2 separate regions of the Homo sapiens genome follow, and region 1 is linked to region 2. The links are chromatin contacts, found by Hi-C or POLR2A ChIA-PET in ENCODE. All regions are on one chromosome and are shown on one strand. The core of a region is the stretch at or near the end of the contact, and the rest is flanking DNA. Distances in the headings are between cores, read along the strand shown. Region 1 overlaps DZIP1 (DAZ interacting zinc finger protein 1). Region 2 holds the start of CLDN10 (claudin 10).

The links. Hi-C counts contacts between places; a loop is a spot of excess contacts on that map. ChIA-PET counts read pairs that join two places held with the same protein, here RNA polymerase II (POLR2A).
Region 1: a map of Calu3 shows a loop between it and region 2 (5-fold over the local background). The contact joins the enhancer-like site here to the promoter of CLDN10 in region 2. A Hi-C loop is called at or near these places in 1 of 168 maps with a recorded cell type or tissue (Calu3) and 2 of 37 single-sample maps with no recorded cell type. POLR2A ChIA-PET finds 5 or more read pairs at or near these places in 2 of 52 experiments (MCF 10A and RWPE1).

What each region holds. Positions count from the first base shown.
Region 1 is chr13:95,611,586-95,618,450 of GRCh38, forward strand. It overlaps DZIP1 (DAZ interacting zinc finger protein 1), which reads right to left. Exons shown (of 23, transcript NM_198968.4): 11 at 452-592. Among named protein-coding and RNA genes, the nearest start is that of DZIP1, 30 kb to the right of the region's middle. Within about 2 kb of position 4,131, at least 2 of the 41 ENCODE cell types and tissues checked have a DNase peak (open chromatin) inside an H3K27ac peak, as active enhancers do.
Region 2 is chr13:95,551,428-95,558,459 of GRCh38, forward strand. CLDN10 (claudin 10) reads left to right here and starts at 1,293. Exons shown (of 5, transcript NM_006984.5): 1 at 1,293-1,546. The coding sequence starts at 1,327.

The DNA of each region.
Region 1 (6,865 bases), core at 2,881-5,380, 63 kb after region 2:
ACCTTTTCACTAAATTATCCAGGGACATAGGGCATGTGGTCTTTAAAAGCATAGAGGCAGAAGTTATTACCCAAACCTCACCATCACACAATATATTCATGTAAAAAACCTGTCCATGTACACCTTGAATCTAAAATAAAATAACAAAAAATCTTTTTAAAGTTGCATTTGTATTTGGCTGCTTCTCAGAGTAATTACTGAAAGAAATTCTTACTTACCTTCAAATCAAATTAATTTTGAACTTTAACTGTATAAATCTTCAACATATTACTTTTAAATACCTTTTAAAAATGTATTTTATTGCACTAACTTTTACAAGCAATCACAAGGGGAAAAATATTCCATCTTCCTCACCTTATACCACTTACAAATGCTCTAAAGTAAAAACACATGTTCTTAGATAGACTGCGTTGCTTAAAGAAGCACGGTGCCACACTGCCGCCAGACATACCTGCTGTCTCTGAGTTATAATCAGCTCATTCTGCTCCTGGAGTCTCTGCCCTAGCTCTTCTATCCTTTTCTTATAGAAAACATTGCTTGCATTTAGATCATCTATCATTGAGGTTCGAAGTTTCTCTATATGTGACAGGAGCTGAAAAAAAGTTAAGAAAGGCATCCATCTGTAAGCTGCATGTCAAATGTCTTCATTCTCCAGATTTCAGGTATACATGCTCTGCCTGTTTTGCTAGCCTGATGCTATCCGTGCGCATCAAGTCGTTGAATAAATCTTTGATCATGGTATATCCTGGCCCTGGCTGCTCTAGGTGCTTCATCTGTGTTCCCAAGGGAGCTCACGTCCCCAAATAGACAACACTGATAATGGGAGCAGCTTAGCCAACTACAGCACATAACACGAAATAACACATGATGAGCAACGATAAAGGATTCAGGCTTCTCCTGCAGAGTGGCTCTGACCCTTAGTACTAAATTTCTCCTGCAGTCCTGTCCTTCCGATGCCCACATGGGCCATCCTAGGCCAGAGAGCACATCTTAATGTTTTTGTTGTTGTTTTTTTTTGACATGGAGTCTCGCTCTGTCACCCAGGCTGGAGTGCAGTGGAGCAATCTCGGCTCACTGCAGCCTCTGCCTCCTGGCTTCAAGCAATTCTCCTGCCTCAGTCTCCTGAGTAGCTGGGATTACAGGCCCACACAACCATACCTGGCTAAATTTTGTATTTTTAGTAGAGGCGGGGTTTCACCATGTTAACCAGGCTGGTCTCGAAGTCCTGAACTCAGTCGATCCACCCGCCTTGGCCTCTCAAAGTGTTGGGATTACAGGTATGAGCCACCGTGCCCAGCCCCATCTTAATTATTTTATATTCCCAGAAACTAGCACAATCCCTGGCCCTCAGCAGGTTCTCTGAGAAATGTTTACTGATAGATGTTTACCGAGAAAAAGAGGGGGAATGGTGGGGATTAGAGGGAAAGAGGGAGGGAGGGAAAGAAAGGGAGAGATGCAGAGGACAGAGATACAGAGACACACAGACATATTCATCTTTAGAGATAATGTCATGGAAGATCATAGACTGGACAAAAAGAATTCAAGAAGAATTTGTTTTCAATAATTGAAGGAAAGGCGCTTAAAGCAATTTCAGTAGTTGTTTAAACACAGAAGGCTAAAAAGAAACAAAGGGGGGGCGGCTTGAGGCCAGGTGTGGTGGCTCGTGCATGTAATCCCAGCACTTTGGGAGGCTGAGGCAGGCAGATCACTTGAGGTCAGGAGTTTCAGACCAGCCTGGCCAACATGGCAAAACCCCATCTCTAATAAAAATACAAAAATCAGCTAGGTGTGGTGGCGGGCGCCTGTAATCCCATCTACTCAGGAGGCTGAGGCAGGAGAATTTTTGAACCCCGGAGGCAGAGGCTGCAGTGAGCCAAGATCATGTCTTTGCACTCCAGCCTGGGTGACAGAGCGAGATTCCGTCTCAAAAAAAAAAAAGGCTTCATAATTGGGGTGAAGAACATTCCAAGTCTATGTCCTGGAAGTGGTGACAGGGTATCCTGATCAAATAAAGGAGCAGGAAGTGTCCGTGCCTGAGATGAGTATATAAGGGCACCTAGACCAGCATTTCCTCATTTGCTTGCTTTTAGAAAATTAACACTCATTGTGTACTAGATGCACTTCATTTTGTTGAATCCACACCACAATGTTATGGACACATGTTTTGGCCCCATCGTACAGATAGGAAAACTCAAGTCTAGAAAGGTAAAGTCACTGGCTCTAATTGAGACAGCCGAAGGTGGGCAGAGCCCAGACTTAAACTTTCACATGCAAGTTTCAAAGTCAGTGCTCTTTCGGGAGGCCGAGGAGGGAGGATCACTGGAGTCCAGGAGTTGGAGTTCAGCGTGGGCAATGCAGTAAGACCCTGTCTCTACAAAAAGTTTTAAAAATTAAGCTAGGTGTGGTGGGGTTAGCCTGTAGTCCTAGTTCCTCGGGAGGCTGAGGTGGGAGGGTTGCTTGACCCCAGGAGGTTGGAGCTGCAGTGAGCTATGCTCAAGCCACTGCACTGTAGCCCCGGTGACAGAGTAAGACCCTGTCTCAAAAAAAAAAAAAAAAAAAAAAGCAGTGTCTTAGCATCCTGCACAGCCTTGCCTCTGAAATGCTCTGTGCTCCTATGAGGCTGGACAAACACTGGGTGGAACCAATCTAGAAAGATTTTCCGAGTGAAACCTAAAAAGAATCTTTCCTTTCCTAGTGGATACTAAGAACCTCCCCCAAGGAGGGCATTGTCAAGAGCTTTCACTACATCTTTACAGGCCCCTGGAAAAGTGGCCTCCAAAGCAGTCTGGGAAATGCTGAGCTGGAAAATAGAAGGAAAAGCCAGTATAAATGTCCAGGCTGCTGGATGGAGGTTTAGGATCTCGGCCTTGATCAACTACATGGGGAGTTGCTCCAGGCCCCAGGAAGAAAGGAGATGTGGGAATATCTAAGGGATAACATCATTCTTAATAGAAGAGTTAAGAATGAATCAGAAAGGCACGGAAAAGAGTACATGGAGAAAGGAATGGAGAGGGTCTAGGCAAACATAGCCAGAAATTATTTTGAAGTTTGCAGCTCATGAGCCCATTTTCTGTGATCCCATTTCAAGCACTATGCATTTTTCCCTACTGGCCCACATCACCCCATCCTCCCTTCCTTCATTATGTGACCATCTGACAACCTCCCAAGCTCTCAAGAGTCTTCTGTTGGGTAAAAAGGGCATGCCATCGCTTATCTGTGACTGCCTGTGAACTCCTACCAATGTTATTTAAAACAAAAAAAATTGCCAAGAATCTAAGTAAATCAATAGAAAGTTGGCAAATGCAACTTTCCCTAAACAGAGAAATACAATATGTGCATTGTGGGAACAGCAGGCACCAATCATGTGGAATAATTAATAGTTAGGTCTCAGGCAGAGATTACTAAACCTGATTGAATTCACCCCTCTGTTAGGGTTTAAGAGCAAAGAAGGGAGAGGTAAGCAGCTTCTAAACAAGTCAAACCAACAGACGAGGAAGGAGTGCAGCCTAGTGGTGGCACAAATCCGCCCCCACATACCTAGTATGTGAGGCATGCGCCCCACTCAGAACCAGGAAAGGCCTCACCTTCTTCCTCCATGACAACTGTCCGTCTTTCTCTCTATCACAACTCGCAATGACAAAGTATAAAAACTGTAACTCGCTTTCTATTCCAGCCAGAGGCCACTGAAATTCCCACAACTGTCTGAAACACAGACAGCTTTAAAGGAGCCAGGATTTTAAAAATGCCTTCCCACCCCCGATTAATAAAGAAACCTGAATTCTGTCCCTAAATACCAATGCTAGAAAGATGGCTTGAAGAATAAGAGTAGGGATTTTAATGATCTAAGAGCAGTGGTTCAAACCATAGATCCAAAACAGGATAGCCTGGGTGGCTTTTGGTTTGTTTATCTCCAAAATCCATGTGTTCCAGACTTATCTACTAAATCAAGATCTCAGGGAGTGGAGCTGGCCACCTGTACTTTGGAAAAGAGTCTCAGGTAATTCTGAGGTGCATCCCTGGTTAGGGATTACCATGTCAGAGCATCCAAAGAAAAGATCCTGCGTCCTTACAGAAAAGCAACCACTTGAAGCTGTCACTGCCTGTTTTCCTTCCCGGCTGGGAGCTTCACAGGTGAGTGCCTGGAGCTAGACAGGCCAGCAGTGTAGTATGCCCTGGAGTACACAGGGCCTGCATTCAAATACCAGTGACCGTGGGCAACACAGCATCTGTCTAAGCCCCTGTGTCCTCACCTGTAAAATGAGTGACAGCATCTACTTCACAGAACTCTTAGAAGGCTTAAGTATATGGCAACTACAAATATCCATTTATTTCTAAATGTTCCCATGAAACCAAAGTTGTGCTGGTTAAATCAGCTTTCAAAAAAAACACCCTGATGAGGAGAAATGTGCACAGCTGAGAGCCGATATGAGTCAGCTCCAGGACACCAGGACATGAACTGTAAGAACAGGCCACTTTTGCTTCAGTGTAATGTAGGGGGACAAAGGAGAACACTCCTTGCACAGTGGAGCCACCTGTGGTGCAGAGAAACTACCATCCACTGCTCCTGGGATCCTGCATCTTAGCTGCCATAGATAAAATATGCTGGGAGGTGAACGCCATCGTCCTAACTACATAGTCATTGCCACGGGGGAAGCTCCCTGGGTGCAGGGTGGAAACGTGGACTAGTGTCCTCCCTACAGCAGATGGTGCTTAGACCTCCAGACAACTCTGGTAACCCTGCTCTTCTGAACCCTACAATCAGCCTTTCTCCATCTATGAAAACAAGGCTGAATGATGCCCTAGCTAGCTACCTTCCACATTCATTCTGCAAGTGTGTAGTGAGTGCCAACCACATTTCAGACACATGAGTGGATGCTGGGCAGACAATGGAGAGCTAAATAGACAGAGCCCTTCACTCAGAGGGCCAATGACGTGATTGGAGAGATAGACAATAAACAAGGAAACAAATAAGCAAGTAAACTATTTAAAATAGTGCTCAGAACTCTGTTTGAGATATTATGGGAATAATAAAGAAAAGGGACTACCTACTTGGATAGAGTGACATCAGGTGACCAGGACCCAGAGGCCAGAGGCAATGGGGTAGGCAGGGTTCTCAGGGGGCCCTCAAGGTTGTACCCCTGGTGTACACCCCCTGTGTGATGCTGTCCCTTGGTCTGAGGAGAACCTCCATTGTGCTTCTCAACCACAGAATACGGCAAAGGTGAAGGGACTCTGGAGACGCAATAGCAGTCCCAAATCTGTGGACTTTGAGGTTATGAAAAGGAAGATTATCCTGTGTGGGCCTGTCTTATTCAGGTGAGCCCCCTGAAAGAAGTTCCAGGCCAGGCATGGTGGCTCACGCCTGTAATCCTTGCACTTTGGGAGGCCGAGGCGGGTAGATCACCTGAGGTCAGGAGTTCAAGACCAGCCAGGCCAACACAGTGAAACCCCATCTCTACTAAGAATACAAAAATTAGCTCAGCATGGTGGCACGTAATCCCAGCTACTCGGGAGGCTAAGGCAGGAGAATCGCTTGAACCCAGGAAGCGGAGGTTGCAGTGAGCCAAGATGGCATCACTGCACTCCAGCCCGTGCAACAGAGTGAGACTCTGTCTCACCCCAAAAAAAAAAGAAATAAGAAGTCCCAGGCCCTTCCTGAAGCGGGAGAATGAAAGCAAGAGAGACACACTCTAGCTGGCCTTGAAGTCAACAGCCATGCTGTGCACTGCTATGGAGAAGGAGTAGCCTCTGGAACCTGATAGTCTCAGCCCTTCAAATAACCACAAGGAACCTCAGACAGGAACACAGCCCAGATGACACTCTCAATGCAGCCTGTGAGTCCCTGAGCCCAGCCAAGCCCTGCCTGGACTCCTATCCCACGGACATTGAGAAGAGAAATACATGCCATCTTCACCCACTCAATTTGTGGTCATTTGCTACACAGAATAGAAAACTCATACTGAGGGGAAGGAGGTAGCCATGTGAAGAGCAAGTCGAAGGGCTTGCCAACAATGAAAACCAGGTATAAAAGAGGAAAAGGCCAGAATGTTCTAGAAATTAGCAGAAAGTCATCATAGCTGGAAAGAGGAGGTTCCGAAAGGCAGGGGGTGGGGCGGGGGGGTCAGGCTGAGGCTAGAATGGCGGCCAGCAGCCAGGTTATTTTGCTGGCTCTGTGGAGAGCAGACTAAGGAAGGGGAAGGCTGGAATTGAGGAGACCCACCCTGGGGCCCATTCAGAAATGGAGGCTTAGTTAATGCAGGGCAACAGGAAAGTACAGAAGAACTGGTTCCATAGAGTGGGCCCTGCAGACAGCCTGGACTCGGGGATTGAGAGAGAAAGGTGGAATCAAGATGAGCATCTGGAGGAACGAGGGTGCCATTTGCCAAGTCTGGGGAACAAACCCAAGAACTTCATCTTAGGCATGTCGCACTTGAGAAGCCCATGGAGATGTCGAGTACTGAGCTGGCTACCTGATCTGGAACTCAGAAGAGTTGTTTAGGCTGAAGATGTAAACATGGGCATGATCCACACACAGCCCTAATCCCACTTCAAGAAACTCTCTCTGTTCAGTCCCTAGGGCACTCTGCATTTATCCCATCCTGATTCCCATAGCTGTAGCCTCACTCCTACTCCCTTCTGTACTGTAAGCGGTCTGAGGGCAGGCATTGTTCCACATCTCTTTTTAGCCTTATAAAGTGTAGTACATAGCAGATGCTCAGTAAATATCTCCTAAATTGAACTGCCACATCAGTGATACAATTTTCAATATAAACTACTGTATATGTGTATATCTATAGATATGTGTATTGGGTGTATGTCTGTGTATTATCACTATAAAGTATTTGCATGATGAAATGATATTTTA
Region 2 (7,032 bases), core at 43-2,542:
GTGATTCTTCCAATCTAAGTTTTGATGATTCTATGTCCAGCTTCCTCTCTTCTCCAGTCACCTTGTCGCCTCTAATTTCACTGGGCACCCATTTGGTTAAAAAAAAAAAGTGACAAAGGGAAATTAAGAAATTCTTCACATTGAACCAGAGTGTTTCTGCCTAAAGATAGTGACACAGAGGGTTAGCACGAGATTTATCACAGCAGACTGATTGATAGGTTTTAGACCTTTCCTTACTTTTGGCAACAAGTGAAACCTGGAAGCTCATAACAAAACTGCAAGAACCTTTAAGTGGACAAATAATAACCCGTGTCCTTGTTCTCTCATTTATGCCCAGATTTGTGGCCTCAGGAGCCAGAAGTACACCTTGATCTTTATGTTTACCTTGAGACAGCAATGAAGGGATGAAGGAATGAATGAGTTTATATTTCAATTAGGCGTGAGAGATGGAGGTGGTTTAAAAAAAAATAAAAGACAAGATAGCAGTTTTGACTGGGATAACAGCATCCTTTCATAGAATAGCCTCTAGACCTGGAAGCTGGAAGGGACCTACAGGGAAAATGTGTTGAACAAATGCCCTCTGCGTAGTGCATTAGTATGAGTACACCAGCAAGATCAAGATCGTCAGGATGCCCCATCTGCTGCTATCTTGACTTTAGGCCTGTGCCACGCACCGTTTTGCCATGACTTTCCGCATAGCACCAGGCCAAAAAGAACTGCAGAGTTTTGAGGGCAAGGCCGGTTTCCAGCCCAGAATCTGCAATGATCCCTCCTTGACAAGTCAAACAGAGTCACCCAAACAAGCGTGGCACGCAAACCTTTAGAGTTCAGCAAACCGAGGGCTGAGTTACCAAACCGTGTCCTTTCAGGGCATGCAAAAGGCTTTTCCTGCTCTGCTTCTACAAGGTAGTCAGGAAGCCAAGCTATTTGCCTTGGGTAGGGCTGGGTGGGGGTGGTGAGGTGGGGGCGCAGCAGGTTGTCCACACCCGGTTGCCAGTCTGAACCTGAGCCGCTCCAACAAGCGAGCCCTTCTCCGCGGCCCTTTGGCTCAGGGGAGCGCAGGCCGGCCTTCCTCCCGCACGCGGGCGCGGGCCAGCTGCAGATGGAGAACCCGGGGGGCGACCGCGAGCCCTCTGAGGCCCCTCAAGGGACAGGGCATGGGTGTGAGGGGTCGCGTGCGCCCCCTGGCGCCGGGTCCGCTGGGCGGGGTGGTGGGCGGGGACGGTGGGCGGAGGCGGAGGCGGGAGGCGGAGCCCCGGGGTTGGGAGTGCGGGGGTCGCGGCGCAGAGTGGGAGCCGGAGAGCGAGCGCGGCTGCAGCCGGCGGCATGGCTAGCACGGCTTCGGAGATCATCGCCTTCATGGTCTCCATCTCAGGCTGGGTACTGGTGTCCTCCACGCTGCCCACCGACTACTGGAAGGTGTCTACCATCGACGGCACGGTCATCACAACCGCCACCTATTGGGCCAACCTGTGGAAGGCGTGCGTTACCGACTCCACGGGCGTCTCCAACTGCAAGGACTTCCCCTCCATGCTGGCGCTGGACGGTCTGCATCCCCGCGGCCCCCGCCCTCAGCCCTCCTTCCTTGATGGCCAGCCCGCTAGGCGCCCTCTCGCCCCCAATACCCCCAGCGGGACCCCTAGACTGGACTCCTCTGAGGCCCGACCCGTCTCTCCCAACAGGGCCTTAGGGAGCCAGGGACGCTCCTGGTGCCCGCCCTCTCCTGATGGCTGTCTCGCGGGGCGCCTGTTCGAGCCTGGGACCCCGGGAGGGGGGACACGCAGACAGGCCCGGGTTGGTGACTCCCAGGCGTCGGGGGATGGGGAAGCTTTGCGGTCCTGAGAGTCAAGGAAGCGGCTGCCCTCCCCCACCCCCCATATCTTGGGGACCGCTGGGACCCAGAGTTCATGCTGCAGGGGCTTGTCTCCTCCACCTCCCTCCCCTACGTTCCCCGAAGGCTGGGTTCTGATAAAAATGGTGTCATTGCAAGCCAAATCCGTTTGTCCTGACCTCCCTTGAGCCATTTCGTTGGTTCTTTTAAAAGTAGGCGGGGGTGGGGGTTGAGAGGTTGGAAGCGGGAAAACATATTGCAGAATTTGTTGTTGTTATTGTTTCCCTTTAAAGAGCTTCTACAAACTTGTCTGCCTAGGCAACACTACAAACACTTCCTCCGAGTTTTAGGAAAATAATAGCCCTTGCGGTGCCGCGATGAGTCCGCAGAGGGTAGGGAATCTTGGGCCGTGAGAGCGTGGCGCCGGGAGCTGACCAGTTCTGCATCCGAGTCCCCGGTGCCTGCTGCTGTCCTGGGTTGTTCCTTTGTGGAGGTTCACCTGCGTTGCTCTGGTTAGTCAGGCCTTATGCTGGTAGCAGCTGGTGGATATTCACACAGAACTCTGGCTCTGTTGAGTTTCAAGACAACAGCCGATGTCAGCCCGGTCCCATTGATTGCTCAAGTTCTAGGCCCGTTGCTTCCAGGATTTTACAGCAAACGAATCCTGGCAGAAACTTAAGAGGAGTTATTTACATTACATATTTCTAGATTTGAGGTGTTTTTTTCTTTTATTACCGCACTTGCAGGTTTTGTTTACATAGCTGGGTAAATGAAAGAAAATAGTTGATTCCTCTAAGATGGGGTTTGCCACGAAGAGCAAACTGTTGCTCAACGTGGTATTTGATGGAACCTCCGTATAAGGAATACGCATCTAGTTTTAGAAGGGTGGCGCCCGGGTCCGTGTCCTGTTCGGTAAAATAAGCAGCCGGAACAGTGTTTATTCCCCAGCATTACCGTTGAATTTCCTGTGGTTTGTAGAGCACGCATCCAGGTAGATGAACAGGCATTCTCTTGTTCCTGTGATTTATAGTCAGCAATGTGTTACTGTCCTCTGAACACTCTTCTGTTGTAACTCTATTGTTCTCTGAGATAGTGTGCCAGATAGGTACGCTTCCTTCTGTAGGACAGTTGGGGGACAAGGGAGAGAAGGAAATGAATGCTCTATGAATATTATTAAGTGCAGAATAATAAAGTTTTCTCCTACATGTCTGCAGTGAGAGTGGAGGTGGTACCATACCTGTTTGGGGGCAGATCGGGCCGGGAGTGAAGAGGAAGTAGGAATAGTTGTCCTGGTTAGCTGGGAGGAGAACAGAGAGGAGTGACATTTTTATGCCATCCAGCTTGCAAAATGGCCTTCCTGTGTGCTCATGTGACTAAAAAATGACTTTTAAAAACATAAATGGCATGACACTACCTACTGTTGTACAACACTTTAAAATCAATGTATTTTTCCAAGTCAGTACTTAATAGAAGTGACTTGACTCTGTGTAACTGCTGCATGGTATATTCATTAGACTGCATAAAATGGCTTAGTTAACCATAGATCCATTGTGGACATTGGACCTTTTCCAGCTTTTCTTTGTTGGTGGTGCTTTACTGAAAATCTTATATTCACCTCTTTGTATGTGTGTGTATTTCTGTAGACTCCATTCCACTGAGAAATGGTATCGTAAGAGCAGTAGAATACACGTGCATTTTAATATTCAGTTCATACTGTCAAATTACTTTCCACTGACAGTGTATGAGAATACCTGCTTCTCCACATTCTCACCACTCTGTGTTAATCCAGTTTTTTTTTTTTTTTTTTTTGAGACGGAGTTTTGCTCTTGTTGCCTAGGCTGGAGTGCAGTGGCACAATCTCAGCCGACTGCAACCTCCGCCTCCCAGGTACAAGTGATTCTCCTGTCTCAGCCTCCCAAGTAGCTGGGATTACAGGCATGTGCCACCATGCCCGGCTAATTTTTTTTGCATTTAGTAGAGACAGGGTTTCACCATGTTAGGCTGATCGCGAACTCCTGAACTCAGGTCATCCACCCTCCTCGGCCTCCCAAAGTGCCGGGATTACAGGTGTGCGCCACCGCGCCCAGCCATCTTATCATTTTAGTTGGCATTTCCCTTATTGCCGTGGTCAAAATCACTGGTTATAAAAATGGTCAAAACTCACTGACCGTTTTTTTTTCTCTTTTGTGAATTGGCATCCATATCTTAGGCCCATGGTTCTGTTGTTTCTTTGTGGTTTCGATGATTTGTCAGTCCTTGATTTGTTATGTAGGTTGCAATCTCACACCATTGTTCATCTTTTAAATTTATGATGCCTTTTCTCACACAGGACTTTGAAATTTGTAATAGAATCATATTTATCAGCCTGTTTTTTTGATGACTTTCCTTCTGTGGCTTAAGATGGCATTTCTTACCGCAAAACAAACTTACTTTTCTGTATCTCTCAGAATAACATCTTGGAGGGTTAAATCATGCAACTGTGTTTTCCTGTGGAGGGGAGTTGATTCCCCCACCTGCAAGTGGAAGCTTCCAGGGTAGGGGCCCTCTGTTTGTCCTCTACCTTGCATTCCCAGGTCAGCCACATCTGGTGGGTGCTGGTCCTGACATTGCCTTTGGAGAAAGTGGCCATGGTGGCCTGAGTGGAACAGCCCTCCCCTTAAACCCAGGTATGAGCTCTAGATTGGGAAGAGAATCCAGGAAGGGAGAGAGAAGGCTCGTGACTCTTGCCTATCTTGTGTTAGGTAGAAGAACTCTTGGAGTCAAACGACGAGGTCATTATTCTGAATTTCTTTTCTTTTTTTTTTTGAGACAAAGTTTCACTCTGTCCCCCAGGACAGAGTGCCATGGCATGATCTCTGCTCACTGCAACTTCCACCTCCCGGGTTCAAGCAATTCTCCTGCCTCAGCCTCCTGAGTAGCTGGGATTACAGGCACCCACTGCCACACCTGGCTGATTTTTGTATTTTTAGTAGAGACAGGGTTTCACCATGTTGGCCAGGCTGGTCTTGAACTCCTGACCTCAAGTGATCTGCCCGCCTCTGCCTCTCAAAGTGCTGGGATTACAGGCATGAGCCATGCGCCCAGCCCTAAATTTCTTATATAAAGAAATCTCTGATTCCCCTCCCCTAGGGGTATCATTGCCACTTGTTTTCCTTATAAGAAAAATGAGGCCTAGCAAAGCTATATGTCTAGATTTAACGTTATGCCATATTAAGAACCCAGCTCTAATTTCTGCTTAGAATCCATTGTAGTATTATAATATGACGGGATGCTTTGATGACTTTCTTACTGCTCAGCAGACATCCATATTATTCATCCTGTGAAGGAGGTGCTGCCATCCCTGTTTTACAGATGAGAGAACTGAGCCTCAAAGAGATTAGGTCCTATAACCAAGTACATACCTTGGGTAAATAGAAGCACCAGAGGTGAAACTCAGAGTTCCTGCCCTCCCCATACCACTGTTCTCTCAAAGGATTTGCAGAAGTACACAAAGCTACCAGGAAAAGAAAAGCACATTCTTTTTTCCCCCCTAAATCCATCAACTAGCACAGGTGCTATTAGCGAATTGTCTCCACCAAGTGGATGTTTTCGTTTTTTGCTGATTTGCAATTGAAAATAAAGTACACATAATTTGGAAAACACTTAACTTTTAAGGAACACCTTGAAGCTTTCCTCCAACAGAGTTCATTAATTTAAAGTCACTGTATTTTACTATTTGAAAATTTCACAGCTGAATGAGCTTGTGATTTCTGTTTATTGTTAACCCATACTCCTTTCAAAGTACCACTTGAACTTCAGCTGAGTATGATTTTCAGCCAGCTTGTTTTTAGTGTATGCCATCTATTTTTGCTAGTGGGAATGCTTGCCATTTCTCCCAGGAGAACTAACTATAAATTATACTTCAGAGAACTTCTAAATAAATATGTTCATGCCTCAGCACCTTAATGTGTTAATTAGCTATTAACAGTGTCAGTAAATTAGACCTGTCAAAAATAATGGCCTCCTTGACTAGGTTTTTACTAACACTTCTCCTGGTGGTGTTACTTGTAAGTTTTGCCCTCAGGAACTGTTAGAAAGCAAGGCTGTAGAGGTCTGCTTTGCAAAAGATGAACTCTGAAAGGGTTTGTTGGAATCATCTTGGCTCCAATCTGTGGGTGTTGTAAGGACTGGTAGCCTTAGAACACTGAGAATTTACAAATCTCAGGCTTACGAGCAACTCCATTACATTTATGGCTGGCAGGGGAGTTTATCCCCTGCTCTTTGCTCTCCATTTCAGAAAATCTGGCCAATGATCGTCCTTGTAAATTGCCTTCTTTGTGCATGCGCAAAATTAACAAGTTATGGCTGCTGTTCATGCTGGAGAAAGGTACCTCATTTTCCAAATCCGGGTTCTGGTTGGCACAAAAGAAGGACCTGACCAGATCAGAATCTGCCCTGCCCACTTCTCCTCTCATGCTTGTGTCAAGAGACCAAAGTGGGTCCTGCTGCCAATACCAGGGCTGGGACGGGGCATCTCAGAGTGAGAAACTCGGGAAAAATGTTATCAGTGGTGATTACATAAAGTTCAAAGACTACTGTTATTTTCCCTGTTGTATTAAGAATCGAATGGGTTGGCCTGGGATTCTACCCACTGTTTATCATCTGGGAAATGCATTCCGCGTTCTAAATGACCAGATTGTAGAATTTAACCTTTGGTAAATTCCCGACAACTTGCACTTTCTGTTAACAAAGCATGGAAGTAACTAAAGGCAATGCAAATTAGGGTACATGCTAATGTTTTCTGGGAGTATATATAAATGGATGAGTCCCCCATTTTTTTGTTTATTTAATGACTGCAGTCAGAGTCAGCTATAAAACCTCAAAACCATAGATTAAAATGAATTTCACAAAAAGAGCGAAACCACACTGTCCGAGTAGCCCTGGTGGCAAGTGATGAACCAGTTTGGGTTATCCTCACAGGCTCTCTTCAAACTTGCAAGGGACTGACAGGCTTCCCCTCTCTGTCTTGCCTCTACCTGCTGTCTGGGCTCTGGCTGGGGAGCTCGAGGACTGAAGTTTAAAATACAGCTGGTTCAGCATTTGGCAGCGGAGACCCAGATAGCCCTGCAGCACAATGATTGCTATGAAAGAAGCCTTCATTATCCTGTTTTGCTAAAAATAAGTTTGTTTTGCTGTTTTTGATAGCCACGGTGTTAGTGAAA